2 separate regions of the Mus musculus genome follow, and region 2 is linked to region 1. The links are chromatin loops, found by intact Hi-C in ENCODE. Cell type or tissue: left cerebral cortex. All regions are shown on one strand.

What was found. Hi-C counts contacts between places; a loop is a spot of excess contacts. Peaks named below come from ENCODE experiments on the same cell type or tissue, not always from the same donor. Only the 100,000 strongest peaks of a DNase experiment are listed, where the experiment ranks them.
Region 2: a loop joins it to region 1, with 9 times the contacts of the local background. A loop is called at or near these places in 2 of 42 quality-filtered maps.

The regions. Positions count from the first base shown.
Region 1 is chr11:40,885,768-40,893,767 of GRCm38, reverse strand. No RefSeq gene overlaps it. Among named protein-coding and RNA genes, the nearest start is that of Ccng1, 130 kb to the right of the region's middle. In left cerebral cortex, no CTCF peak of the experiment used is centred here; DNase peaks (open chromatin) are centred at 2,075, 2,620, 3,283 and 3,810; H3K27ac peaks cover 2,979 bases.
Region 2 is chr11:41,488,206-41,496,205 of GRCm38, reverse strand. No RefSeq gene overlaps it. Among named protein-coding and RNA genes, the nearest start is that of A230004M16Rik, 220 kb to the left of the region's middle. In left cerebral cortex, no CTCF peak of the experiment used is centred here; DNase peaks (open chromatin) are centred at 2,451, 2,731, 4,008, 4,749 and 1 more place; H3K27ac peaks cover 3,316 bases.

The DNA of each region.
Region 1 (8,000 bases):
CCAACTTGCTTCTAATATTCAAGGTAGCCTGTACTGAAGATTTCTATCTCAGTGGGATTCCCTGACTCTATTTTGGTATTCCCTAGTTTGGGTGAAATTTGTTACTGCCCTTGGTGAATATTTTGCAGACCAGCTCTGGGCTACTGGCTCCATCTTCTGTAATGCTTAGTTAATAACTGAATGGGTAAACTTCCTTACTGCATTCTTACAGGATTCTAAGCTGGCAGGCTTCTGGGACCTTGGAACAATGGGGAGACTTAACTATAACAGAATTTAATCTTAAAAGGCATTTATAATAAAATATTAAAAGAGAGCTCATAGATCCATACTCCAGACTAACGTGGGAATAGAGTATGAGTATGTGGGTAAATGAGAACGCCAAAGCTCCAGGAGGTGAGTTTCCTTGAAACTCTTTTCCTCTCGAGTGCTTCCAGACTTTCAGCCTGTCAAGCCGACTTGACCAGAGGGCGTGGCACTATCCCAAATATATGACCTCTTCTTTACTTATTGTTGGTACATGTACATACATATATATGTATAGGTGGGTATAGTTTTATGTGTATATACAACCTACTGAGTCCACTTAGCATTACTTATGTATACCTATAATTGAGCTGACCACATCAGATTGGACAAACTGATTCTTCCTCTACCTCCCAGCCATGGACCATCTTTGGTTCTTCATCTAGGGTGGGACCTTCTGGAATATCCCCTAGCTTTATTTGCAAGGCTTTATTATGCATGTTTCGTTCAGGTAAACATCCTGTTAAGAAATTATGGTTTCAGTTTCCTTGTCATGTCTAGAGCATGGCAGGTGTTCCTGTCCTCTGGTTCTTGCATTCTTTCTACACTCCTTTTCATTCTTTTTGCTAAGCAACACTTAAGGGTATAGATGTTACACTGTAGATATATCAGTTTTGATTGGAGATCCCATAATTACTTACTTGGTCTCTACATTATTTGAGTTTGAGACCTGTTTTGAGTTTCTGTAAGAGTCTACAGAAAGAAAGCAAAAAACGCCACACTGTGAAGGCTGAGACCTACATAGATCTATGGGTATAGGGATATTTAGAACATGACTAGAAATTATATTTTGGCAAAATGACAGGATTAGATTCTCCTCTAAGGTCCAGCCATGGGTTAGTGACTGGGTTTACAGTGTCAGTTATGAATTTCTCCCCCGGTAGTAGGTCTGAGATCAATTAGACATTTGTTGGTTACCTCTACAAAAGAAATGGTACTGTAGCAGCATTGGGGGATATCCTTGTAGTTCATCAAAAAGTTCTTATGATAGGAAGCTAATAGCAGAATTCAATCCTTTTGTCTTTTGACTCTGTTCCTTTTTACTGGGCAACATGAGCATCTATGTGAAAAGAGAACAAATTTCTTCCAAAATATAATTGTACTTTACTGATACAAAGTAGCTACTTGTATGCAAGAACATTTTCAAGGGGTCAAGCAAGTAAAACAAACCCAGAGGGCTTTTCTTTAATTCAGGAGTGCCCTGACAGGACACAAAGTCAGTTCAATATAACAACATAAGTTGTCCATGGATTCCTGAAGTATGTTTCTGCCACCACCCCCCCCCCCACTTCAGCAAAATAAACAGAATGAGTGAAGCCAGAAAGTTGGCTCAGTGAACATTTGTTATGCAAGCACTGTGACTTGAGTTCACTCTCCAGAACCACATAAATATAGAGCAGAGAACGGATATATGTAATGTATGAGAACTGATATATGTAAATAAAAAAATAGAATTTAATTATCTTCAGATAGAAAGGAATGTGAGAGAAGACTCTTGAAAAGCCCACAGCATTGCAGGAAAAGGTAACATGCTAGAATTCAGAGAGCCAAGCCCAACAACTTAGGACTCAGTCTCTGTTCATTGAAGTATCTCTTACCAGTCTCCTCCAGATTCTCACACCAGAATGAGAAACTATTTTAGGTCTTTGTCATAGACCTCAAAATTCCTAACTCAGCTACAGAGCATCTGATCAGGGTAGTTTATGTGTCATAACTACCCTTTAGCCAAGGAAATACAGAGCACCAAGATGGATATGCAGGAGAGAATAGTTTCCCCCAGGCCAAATCAGGATGAGGATACTAAAATAGGAGAAAGAGATGCAGAGCAGACAAATTTAAGGCAATCCCACCAGAGTCTACCCAGAAGCTTCACAAATAGTACCATACATCTGGAAATTGTGAATAATCCACCCACAGATTCACTGACATTCACATTCTGTGTGCTTCTAAATTAGATCTGGGATGGAGGAGGTGTCGCTAGGTAAGGAGGCGAGAGGTTAGGGAAAGGATGTGTCTAGACTTGCAAAAGGACCCCTTTTTTCTATCACTTATTAATGGTAATAGATCTGCCATGTACTTTTCTTTCTTTGTGTCTTGGCTTTTCCAGCTCTAAAACTAGGGTGGTGAGATTAGACCTGTTAAAAAAAAGTGGACTTAAAGCACAGGATACATCTAAAACCAAGCAGGCATCCTAACGTGCTCACCAAACACAGCATCACCTAACTATCCAGCACTGTGATAACTACAGATAGCCTTTTGTTTTGACTTTTGCATCTCCTTTGGCTCTTCCTATGCTGTATCACATTCCAACAGGACTGTGAGGTGAGAACCATCTTCATTCTTCTTCAATCCATTGTTTCTCTCCTACTTGGAAAACATGGTCCAGATTCTGTTTAGTTTTCAAAATTAACATTCTGCACCATTGCTCAGCATGACAACCATGTGAAGCATAGCTGATTTTTTTTTCCCAAAATGCATAGAGCTAAGGTTAATAGAGTTGCCACTTTCAGAATATATCTATCCTGAGCAACATAAAAAGGATTATGTAGAAGAGCACAATGCATGGGACATACCTTTATAGTAAAGACATAGCAACTAAAATTAATTTGACAAGGTCACACACACACCCACACACACACACACACACACATCAGTTTTCATTGATTCTAAATTTCCTATTGGAATCACATTTCCCCCCTGTTTAGGGAAGTCTTTTAAAAAAGAGTACAGAGAAGGAAACTTGTTTCGTGTGGAAAGGACAGGCAGCACCTGTCTCTTTTGAACATTTAGAGATAAATTGCTTTGTCCTTTGTTGATTCTTTCTTCTTTGTTTTTCTCTGCAGAATTGATTGACAGCAGTAATGGTATAAAAATGAAATGCTTATTTCTTCTCACAGAGTCTCGGCGCTTTTTAAATTATCTTGGGTAGTACTCATTTGTGTGGGTCCTATCTGTGTAACCAGATGTCTTGAAATGTCTTGAAATTGCCAAAGTGTAGCCTTTTCCACATACACACCCCCCCCCCCCACACACACACACAGAGTCTTTTTGTGGCCCTAACAGTACTTTTTTAACTTATTCAAAACTTAAAATAGATGAAAAAGTTCTGAAATAGGTTTTTCCCCTTTTTCTTCCACTAAATTCCTAAGCTACATTTGAAGTACATTTAAGCTCAGAAATTGTTGCTGTGAAGACTCAGAAGTACTGAAAAGTCCAAGATTAGATTTCTCTTCTCTTTTTCTTGTTTAGCAGTTTACCTATGTTAGATCCTTTGACTTTCTCAAAACCAACCACATCCTTCTTTATTTTAATTGGTTCTTTGGTTTCATACTCTAATATAGGACTTTACTTTTAATGTTCTTTAAGTGGACTTAGTACTATTTATGTATTATATAATTGTGGGCTGGCAAACCCATATGTTATAAGCAAGATTTTTTTTTAAATTATGACTTCAGCACTGTGTAAGGATGAATTGGAGTAATATAAAAATCTCAAGATACAAGAAAATCACTTCATTACACGACAGAAAGAAATGAAGAGATAACACTTGAGGTTTCAGCACAAGACAGACTAGTGTCTCACTGGGTTCCAGCACACTCCTATTACAGAGCCTTCTTAACATAAGCCTGTAAAGTATGGCAAAGGTAATAAGGAAATGCAAATCAGTATCTCTGATTCAGATACGATGAACTTCTCACATACACACACCTTCAAAATACTCTGCAATATTCACACGTAATAACTAAGATGGGGCCTAAAATAAAGATGACAAATGTTGTTGCCAAAACTGTTTAGAGTTTCTCACAACTGTATATGGATTATAAAACTGGATCAAGAAACAAAAATATCCCCTTTCCATAATTTGATTCATCAAAAGAGTAAGGCACAGAGAAGAAATAGACAATTTTATTCCTTTTCTATTTTAATCTAAGAAACCAAGGATAAGAAGTTTAGAGTGTGTAACAATAAGTAAGTATGTTGTGGTGGGTAACACCTTCTCTCTTTATACCCCCTCACTGGTGCTTTAAATTTCTGAGTTGATACCCAACTGCCATTTTGCTTTTCAACAGTAATTCCCTTCTATGGTATACATTAGATCTCTGGGGCTTCCACAGCAAATCAAAAGATGCCAGTGTCTTCAAATAACAGAAACTCATTTTCTCTAAATTCTGGAATGTAGAATTCTGAATCCATGGTATCCGTTGGCCTTTGCTTCCTCTGAAGGCTCTGGAGTAAAAGGCCCTCATCCCTCCCTTAATTTCTGTGGTTGCCAAAATTCCTTGAAGGCCGTTGGTTGCAGCTTCAGCAAGTTGCCTCTGCTCCAGTCATACTTGGAGGATCTCCCCTCTGATGCTTTTCTTCAATGTCATCTGTTTTTATAAAGACATTAGTCATAGAGAATCTAAAAATGGGACCTCATAAAATTGCAAAGCTTCTGTAAGGCAAAAGACACTGTCAATAAGACAAAAAGGCCACCAACAGATTGGGAAATGGTCTTTATCTATCCTAAATCAGATAGGGGACTAATATCCAATATATATAAAGAACTCAAGAAGGTGGACTCCAGAAAATAAAATAACCCCATTAAAAAATGAGGCTCAGAGCTAGACAAAGAATTCTCACCTGAGGAATACCGAATGGCTGAGAAGCACCTGAAAAAATGTCCAGCATCCTTAATCATCAGGGAAATGCAAATCAAAACAACCCTGAGATTCCACCTCACACCAGTCAGAATGGCTAAGATCAAAAATTCAGGTGACAGCAGATGCTGGCAAGGATGTGGAGAAAGAGGAACACTCCTCCATTGTTGGTGGGATTGCAAGCTTGTACAACCACTCTGGAAATCAGACTGGTGGTTCCTCAGAAAATTGGACATAGTACTACCGGAGGATCCTGCAATACCTCTCCTGGGCATATATCCAGAAGATGTTCCAACTGGTAAGAAGGGCATATGCTCCACTATGTTCATAGAAGCCTTATTTATAATAGCCAGAAGCTGGAAAGAACCCAGATGCCCCTCAAAGAGGAATGGATACAGAAAATGTGGTACATTTTCACAATGGAGTACTACTCAGCTATTAAAAAGAATTAATTTATGAGATTCCTAGGCAAATGGTTGGACCTGGAGGGCACCATCCTGAGTGAGGTAACCCAATCATAAAAGAACACACATGATATATACTCACTGATAAGTGCATATTAGCCCAGAAACTTTGAATACCCAAGATATAAAATACAATTTGCAAAACACATGAAACTCAAGAAGAATGAAGACCAAAGTGTGGACACTATGCCCCTTCTTAGAATTGGGAACAAAACACTCATGGAAGGAGTTACAGAGACAAAGTTTGGAGCTGAGACAAAAGGATGGACCATCTAGAGACTGCCATATGCAGGGATCCATCCCATAATCAGCCTCCAAACACTGACACCATTGCACACACTAGCAAGATTTTGCTGAAAGGACCCTGATATAGCTGTCTTTTGTGAGGCTATGCCAGGGCCTAGCAAACACAGAAGTGAATGCTCACAGTCAGCTATTGGATGGATCACAGGGCCCCCAATGGAGGAGCTAGAGAAATCACCCAAGGAGCTAAAGGGGTCTGCAACCCTATAGGTAAAACAACAATATGAACTAACCAGAACCCCCTGGAGCTCGTGTCTCTAGCTGCATATGAATCAGAAGATGGCCTAGTCTGCCATCAGTGGAAAGAGAGGCCCATTAGGCTTGCAAACTTTATATGCTGCAGTACAGGGGAACACCAGGGCCAAGAAGTGGGAGTGGGTGTGTAGGGGAGTTGGGGAGGGGGTATGAGGGACTTTTGGGATAGCATTGGAAATGTAAATGAAGAAAATACCTAATTAAAATAAAATAAAAAAATTTTTAAAAAGGCATTGAAGCAGGTGTCCAGCATGAGTGAGCAATGCCACTCCCAGCAGTCACTGATCATAAAACAAACACTGCAGTACACAGTAAGCAGTATCTCTCTATTAGTATTGGTCAGGGGGAAGGCTCCAGATGTCTCCAAATAACACAGCTGTTTCCATCAGTATTGCTTACATGGTAAGATTCGATTGCTGAAAAAATAACACTTTGGTTATTAGTCACAGAGAAATCAATCTCAAACTAGCTTTCATAGTATCCTAAAGTCATCCTCATGCTGCAGGGGATGGGAAGGTAAGGGGAACTCAGCATTTTACCCATCACTAGATCCTGACTGCAACAATACTGCAACAACTCTAGACAACATGTGTTCACAGGTACAACAAGGTACAACTGGTATAGGGTAATTAGCCACATTCTGTTTGGATTGGAATCCTGCTCATTAGGAGGGAATTTCATGCCTGGTACTAACCTGGCCAAAAAGCCCATGGCTTGGGAGACTATGTGCCCTATGATAGAAGCTAGTATTGTTATTTTGTTAAATATCATGCTGTCAAATTGCCTTCTAAATTGTTATTATTTATGTTTATACTCATATATATGGGCTGCTCTCAACCTCCATCAGAGAACCTCCTTTCATCACTGGGCTGTAGTCAAGGGAAAGATGCATAACTGGTCAAATTCTAGGAATACAAGACCCAGTATTGGGCTGTACGTAGTGACACATGCCCTTAATCCCAGTACTCAGGAGAGGCAGGTGGATCTTTATGAGTTCAAGACTGGCCTGGTACACATACAGGACAGGACAAGATTACATAGAGATACTCTGTCTTAAAAACATACAGACAGACCAGAAACAAACATCTGCTACCAATTATTTTCCTATAAAGAGGCCTCATCTCCTAATAACCAATTCAGCTACCAACTCATCAAGTGATTGGTGTACTAGTAAAGTGAGCACATGATGATCCAATCACCTTAAAAACTACACCACCTAGGAAACAAGCCTTCATCCCTTGAGCGTTTAGTAGGGGGAAGGGCACATTTCGTATCCCAGCCTTAACAATGTATCTCTACCCCTTATAGCAATTTTCTAAAGTTATTCTGAATACCACTCTTATCCTTACCAATAAGCTGTCAAAAACACTAGACAAAGATTAAAAATTAAAAAAATATATTAACAATTAAGTGGGCCATCTAAGTATCAAGTCACCAAGCATAATTCAATGTTTTCTAGGTGGTTGCAGGCTCCGTTCCAAATATTACAATGCCTTGGGTTATGTTTTCTAACATAAATAAATAAATAAAGCAGGTAATTTCTATTTAGCATAATATCAGTCGGGTAAATGGATTTTACAGACATTTATCAAGAAAAAAAAAGAAAAAAGAAAAAATATAAATTTGCTTCTACTCCAGTTCCCTGTGGAATTTTAACTGATTTCATGTCTATAAAATACTTTGAGAAAAGGCATATCTTGAATATAACTGTTTTGAAATGTAGTTTAAAAATTGTTTCATCTATTAATCCATTCTTTGCGAAACTCTTATCTAAATGTTGCTAATATACAATAATGCAAAAAAACCTAATGAATAATTATGTCATAGCTAAAGTTATAGAAAATTTAGTCAACTCACTTAAACCCTTACTAGGGGGATGATTTGGTAGTTAAGAGTGCTTGCTGCTCTGCCAGACCACATGAATTTTGTTCCCAGAACTCACATCAGGTGTGTATATATATCACCTGATATATATATACACTGTGTGTGTGTGTGTGTGTGTGTGTGTGTGTGTGTGTGTGTGTGTGTGTGTGTG
Region 2 (8,000 bases), 600 kb before region 1:
TTCAGTCATAAAACACACAAGGCTATGGGCATGGGTTTAGGAGGTGGAGTGCTCACCTGGCAGGGACCTGCAGTCAACCTCAGAGCTACAGGAAGAAAAGGCAAGTTATAGACATTCCCACACTCGTGCACGCACATGCACACACACACATCAATGACTCTTCTATTACCATCTATTTTCTATGGGCTGCCGGGCTTGCAAGTGTCTTCATAAATTATGAAAACTCATTTGACCTCGGGTTGTTAGATCACATGGCATCTTTGCTAGAATAGACAGTGTTACATAAAGGCACTCCCCCTAAACCCTGAGAATTACCAAGGTCTTTTCCAGTTGCTGACACAGAGGGAGCAGGAACAATGAAAGCCATCTACCCCACAGCGAAAGTTTCTACATTCCTGCTTACTAGCTCCAACAAAATCAAAACTAGCATGTCAACAGCTCACTTTAGGTGAAAGTTTCAAGGATTTTAAACTCCTTTGTCATCTTAAGTGTAAGAATTTCTCTCAATTATACACATACTTACACATAGAAACACACATACACCATATATGTACTGCTTCTTAAAATACCACTCATGTGTACAATGATTTTTGACTATCTCCCCACTCCTACACTCCAATTCCTACTGGATCACTAGTGTTTCCATACTAATTTCTTACTATGTACATATACATATACATATACATACACATACACATACACATGCACATACATAATGCATAATGCATATACATATACATATACATATAGTCACATACACACAAACGTTTTTTCCAACTGAGGTCAAAATTAGTGCTACCCAAATGTGTACAGATGGGAAGTTTTCCAATGGAGAAGATTCAATCAACTGGCCTCACCCTTGAGGAAAACCGAGTCTTCCTCCTGCAGAAACTGTAGCTCCTCAGCTGAGGGTAGTGTTCTTGAAAGCCTCACTTATCCTTCCTGGAGTGTTGACAGGTTTGATTCTGTGTAGGCAACCACAGCTGCTGTGGATTCCTGTACTCTCTAGCCCATGTCTAGAAGACATTTTGTAGCACTCCTCCCTGTCCTCTGACTCTACAACTTTTCTGCTGAGTTCGATAATCACCTCTGAGCATTGGATGGAGGAGTGTGATGCAGACGATCCATTTAGGGCTAAGCAGTCTACTGACCATGAATTCTCTACTCATTGAAAAATTTGACTCTTGGTATTAACCATACTTTGTGGCAAAAATAAGCTTCTCTCATGGGATTGAGGTCTAGCTTAAACTAAGGGTACAGAGGATACAAAAGGAAGGTATACAGGTATACAAAAGGAAGTTTCATGCTTTGTAATTTTAGTAAAATGATTTCTCAGGAAATTACCTTAGTGGTTTTAAAAAGCTCACATATTCAAATGAGCATGCCCAAATATTAATCTAGGTAGGAAAGGCATTATAAACATGGGAATTCTAAGTGAGCAGTATTTCTTAGGAAAAAGTTTTTGTGGGTGTGTAAGAATGTGGTTCATTGTATTGAATTGTCATTGTTTAAAAATAAAATCCTATGACACCTGACCACATTTATTCAAGAGGCTAGGTTTCTATGGTCTCTCAAAGCCTTTTTTATTGGATGTTGACAAGAAGATAAATGAGCATCTGTTCTTGCCAACTGAAATCATTATCTTTTCAGTTTATCTCCAGAAGATTAACTATAGTTTCAGAAAATTAATCACTTTGTCCAATCCAAAAATCTACACATTACCTAGAACGCTTGATCAGCACAATTTATTTTCATGATTAATTGGAAAAGGGTCAAAAAAAGTCTTTAATGCAAATTTCTGTATAATGGTTTATTTAAAAACAAGCACTTAGTCTGGTGTGTGTGCCATGGGAATTAAATTTACTGCCATGTCATTTTTTCTTTTTTTAGAAAGAAGCAAATATCATACATTAAAACTAGTGTGCAAGAGAAAGCTCCGTAAACAAGCCTCTTCAACAAAGTCAAAACTAGCAGGTCAACAGCTCACTGTAGGTGAAAGTTTCAAGGATTTTTAAACTCTTTTGTCATCTTAAGTGTAAGAATTTCTCTCAATTATACACATACTTACACATAGAAACACACATACACCATATATGTACTGCTTCTTAAAATACCACTCATGTGTACAATGATTTTTGACTATCTCCTCACTCCTACTCTCCAATTCCTACTGGATCGCTAGTGTTTCCATCCTAATTTCTTACTATATACATATACATATATGCATACGCATACATATATCCACATACACACATGCGTTTTTTCCAACTGAGGCCAAAATGAGTGTTACCCAAATGTGTACAGATGGGAAGTTTTCCAATGGAGCACATTCAGTCAACTGGCCTCACCCTTGAGGAAAACCCAGTCTTCCTCTTCCAGAAACTAGCTCCTCAGCCAGTGTTCTTGAAAGCCTCCCTTATCCTTCCTGGAGTGTTGACAGGTTTGATTTTGTGTAGTTCTTTTGCAGGCAACCACAGCTGCTGTGGATTCCTGTACTCTCTAGCCCATGTCTAGAAGACATTTTGTAGCATTCCTCCCTGTCCTCTGACTCTACAACTTTTCTGCTGACCTCCATAATCATCTTTGATATATGCTGATATATTCCCAGATTCTCATCCCTCCTTTGCTTAAGGAGCAAGTGTTCTCAGGCCTCTTACGTCAATTTACTTCTTCCACGCAACAGCTCTCTGCAAGAGTCGGCGTGCCAGAAGTTCCCAACAATCCTAATTGCAAAGCTCAGTAATCAGGGCCAGATGCCTGCAAACCGTTTTTAAAAGTCTCACACGCCTTCTTTTTAACTCTAAACTCGAGTTCTTGTTGTAGTCTTAGAAAGTCTGTGCTTGTTCTCAGGATTTATGAATTCTCCCAAATCTGCCTGTTCCTTTGGGATTCTCCCCAGTCAGGCAGAATGCTGATTCTAAGACTAGTGAACTGAAGGTATATGAGCGAAGGATAATGGTATTTTAGGAGGAAAGGGTTTTACTGAAGAAAGAGTCATAAATAAGTAAATAACCTGATAATTTTCGAGACAAAAGGAAACTAAATTGGAAAAAGTGACCTATCCTGTGCAAATATTCTGGAGTTCAGCGGTAGTAGTGTTGTACAAACTTGCTGTACTAATGAGGACCCTTACTCTAGTCCCAGGTCTTAGAAGAGCCATAATGTATGAAATATATTCCCATTTATGATGGCTCTTCTATAGAAATTACATCACCATGGTTTGCCAAAACCACTCCAAATAACCAATTCTTACCTCAACACAATGGGTATAAAAGCCCTTTCATCTCTCATCTTCACATGAATAAATGTGTTTCCTCTGATAAAGAATCACAAACCTCTTTTAAAATTAAGTCTAAATACACTCCCATAGATGACTGTGCACTGATCATAATAATATTATGGACTTCATTCCCTTATAATACCAACTACCAACAGGACAGGTAATGGGAATTGTTCGATGTAGAGGAATTGAACAATTTTTACTGTTGCACCAATACACTGACTTTAAGCAATCTCCCTTTTAAAATGCCTTTCGAGAATCATGTATATATGCAGCTCTACACTTTTCTCTCCCCACAAGGGATTATAAATTTCTCAGTGTTTAGCAGCTAGTAAGAGCATGCTTCTAACTGAGTATCTCTCTGAAAATATATCCCTGTGGACTGTCAATAATAGCATCAACCATCCACGGTTTAAACAAAAACACTAGTGTAGTACTTAGGATTTCCTCGCAGAGTGACCAAGAAAACAGTTTGCTTATATTTGTAAAAGTGAAAATCAACTTGCCTCTTCCTAAACTGCCCTGTGTCTTTGTTGCAAAGCAACAACATTGTGCTGACTCTCAATGACCTACTCCATGCATCGAGACCTGTTTATTTTTGTCCTCTGTGTCTTAATTTATTAAAATAAATGTTGTCTTTTCTCAGTGTGAGCGAAAATAAACGATGGCTCATATTGTGCGTGGGTTCTTCCTCATGACAGTCCAGACTGCTAACAGATTGTTAATATGTTACCAGCTCTATTATAAGATCCTCAAAGATGCCACTTGTGAAGTCAAATTCTCCATGTGAAGCAGTACTGCTCAGCAATGCATAGAGATTGAGACACCCATATGTTTCCTGAGTACAGGTGTCTGCACAGGTGTAAGAGACACAGATATATGGGCATGCTCCAGTCGCTTCTGCAAAGATATGCTGCTTACCTAGCTGTGGTCACTCTGGGAAGCAAAACTACCTGAAATTGTACAGGGGCATTTCTGTTTTCTGACTAACATCTACATATATTAAAATGGAAGGTGTTCTAAATACAGACATTTCTGGAAATGAGGAATCTTAAGAAAAATGAACAATGGCTGGATTGAATGAAATGAAATATAGTTTTGGTGCCTCCTAAAGACATTGATAAAAAACCTTTAACCTCAGGAGACTCACAAAGCCTCAAGATGTGGTGTTATTCAAAATTTTAATGCATTATTCATGGTGAATCTGCTAAATTATACATAAATACACCCCTTCCTTTATAAACTGAACTCTGACATTCCATTGACATTATAAAGAAGATTTGAGTTTTTGCTAGGACCATGGGAGAACCTATCAAGAATATCGATCCCATATTCACAGGCTATGCTGTACAAGGACAGGCCAGAAACCTTCCAGGGGATTGAGTTCTGGCAGGATGAACATCATCTGTTCTGTTTCCCAAAGCTGCTTGTTATTTCAAGGAAAATATTCTGTTGCAGGTTGTCATGGTTGCCGCCCTCGATCCTTAGAGATGTAGTGTCAGTGAGGTTCTGCCACTATTTTATGCAGACCCAGATGGATTCCACACAAACAAATCTTACTGAGTGCATACTTGCTAGCCACTGTGAAAAAATATTTTATATGCACAAATTTGTAACAAGGTTAAACATTTTCACTTTATTGTGCATTATGAAGTACTCTTCACAGCATAAAGGAGAATAAGTGTCTTTGAAAGTATCTCTAGCATATATATGTTATTAGTATTAGCTATATATCTTTAGATAGTCAAGATAATTCCTCTAATATTAACAGCACATCATGACTCAAAGTGGGCTCACAAGTATCCTTGGCCAGGATGGCTTTCTTGATTAATCCCTGATGTTTCTGGTGACTGCTTCTTATCCCACTTGTGGATGCTGAACTTGTTTGTTCATTGTGTCCTTTTTTTGAGACAAGGTCTCACTATGCAGCCCTAGCTTGCCTGGAACACACTGTATAGACCAAGCTCTACCTCCTGAGTGCTGAGATTAAAAGTATATTCCACCACACCTGAGACACCTGGTTGTATGTTTTTATTTTTATATCTTTAATTTAGACTCCTCTAGCTCCACCCATATCCCCTCTCATTTGGTTCCAACCCCGTCTCGTGTCTGCTTAGAAAGTAAACAGGCTTCTAAAGGAAAATAATAAATTAAACTAGAATATAATAAGGTAAAACAAAGAGGAACACACTGGAATAGGACAAAAGAAACAGAAAGAAAAGAACCTAAGAAATAAGTCACAAGAAACAAGTCACAGGGACTGACTTGGTCACTCACTCATTAATCCCATAAAAACACAAAAGCAAAAGCCATAATAGAAAAGCAAAAAACTTATAGGGTAAAGAGAGAGAGAGAGAGAGAGAGAGAGAGAGAGAGAGAGAGAGAGGGAGAGAGAGAGAAAGAGAGAGAGGAGAAAGCATATATATAATATACATATATAGACACACACACATATATATATACACATATCTGTATGTATCTGTATATACTTTCTATACATACATATATACATACATATGTATACATAGTATTTTTCAAAACTGTCCAATATGACTTTATGTGACAAGAAACCTCCAAAATTCCTCTGAGTTTGTTTCTGTTGAGCATCTACTACTGGACATGTAGCCTACTCTGAAGAATAGTTTATATTCCCAGTGAAACTCTCTTGGAGAAAACAAAATTTTTACTTGCTAGTAGTTATCAATTGGAGATAGCTTCTGGGCAAATGATGAGGACATGTGTCCAATTCTTTCAATTCTAAGACCTCTGGTTCAGACCTGCTCAGGGCCTATTCATGCTGCCCCAATCTCTATGAATTCATCAGTCTTGTTGACTGGAGGACATTGATTCCATGGTGTCTTCCATCTTCTCCTTTATATTCTTTCTGCCACATCTTCAGCAGAGTTCCCTGAGCCTTGAACGAAGAGAGAATTGATGATCACATTTAGGGTTGAGTGTTCAGAGATCTCTTCATCTCTGCATACTACCTGTATGTCAGTCCCTATATTTATTTCCTTCTGCCTCGTGAGGATATTTCTAATGATAATGACTGAGCAGAAACTGATTCATGAGCATAGCAGAATATCATTAGGAACTGTCTTACTGCCACATTCTTTCACTAAACTAGTATTAGTTGGTTTTACCCTTGGTCTCTGGGGTATCTAATATCAGGTTCTGGGTCATCCAAGCTGCCAAGCTGATATGGTTCCTTTTCATGATGTAAGCTTTAAGCAAAATCATATATTGGTTGGTTTTGTGCCACCGTTGTAATAGCATATACCTTGTAGTCAGGGTGCCAGTGTAGACTGAAGGTTTTATAGCTGATTGTTGTTCACCTTTCTCTTTCAGTGGCATGGAAAGCACATTCCTCTACCAAGGGAATTTTCACTAAGGGTGAAAATTGTCTGTAGACACAAGTTTGACTTCTCCAAATTTAATGAGTTATGTAGGTATTGTCTTCAGCAACAGATCTTTGCCTTCAGTCTGTGCAAAACAACCTATTTTCTTGCCAAGATTTGAATTTTCATAAGACCTCTTTGGTTAACAAACCAAAAAGATTTAACACAATCCCAGAACAATTATCTTCATTTGGTGAAAAGATATGCCCAGTTGTGACTCTGTCTCTCCAATTATTTGGTGATTTCTTTTAGAAATTCTTCACATATGTATATAGTTTATGAAGTGCCTATTGTACTAGGTATTCATACTACCACTCAAAGGGTTCTTAATTTTAGCTGTCCCTCTGTATTTCCTCCCTGCATCCTCTTCTCCAGTTGATTCTATCTTTCTACCTCCCTTCTAAACACACACACACACACACACACACACACACACACACACACACACACATGCATACATACATGCACATACACACAAACAGCACATTCATCCATAACTATCTTTCTGCTCTATTTAGCGTCCCTAGAAAAATCTGTCTGTTTTTTCTATTCCCTTACCTAGGTATATATACCTATACCTGAACTCTGGTTCTACAGACTGTAGTTTGGATATCAATGAATTAATACCCACATCTAACTAAATATGTACCTTATTTGTCTTTCTGAGTCTGGATTACATACTCAGGATAATTTTTTCTTGTTCCATTCTTTTCCCTGTAAATTTTATAATTTCACTTTTAATGGCTCAAAGGTTACTGTTTAGTGAGTAGTACAAGATGTCTTCATTTATTTTTTAAATGTTAGTAGTTACTGCTATGATCTTGCCTCATACAATCACCTTCATTGTGTCTCATAGATTTTGATATTTTGTGTATTCATTTTCATTCACTCTAAAAGTCTCTTATTTGCTTTTTTTGTTTTTCTTTCTTTCTTTCTTTTTTAATCTTGACTCTTTTTCATTCAGAATGATTTGTTCAGTTTCATAGAGCCTGCAGGATGTCTGTTGGTTTTGTTGTTGACGATTTACAGTTTTAATCTGTGGTGGTAAGATAGAATACAAGGTGTTATTTAAAGTTTCTTGTATATCTGGTTATATGGTCAATTTTTGACAATGTTCCATGAAGTGCTAAGAAGAAGGTACATTCTTTCCTGTTTGACTGAAATGTTCTCTAAGTAAGGGTTAGATTCATTTGATGTAGAGATGTATTTTTTTTGATTCAACAGAAGGATGAAACCAGCTTCTGCATTCTTCCTGTTTCCCTGTGTCTTTTTGAGGAGTTGAAACCAGTGATATTGACAGATATCAATGAACAGTGTTTATT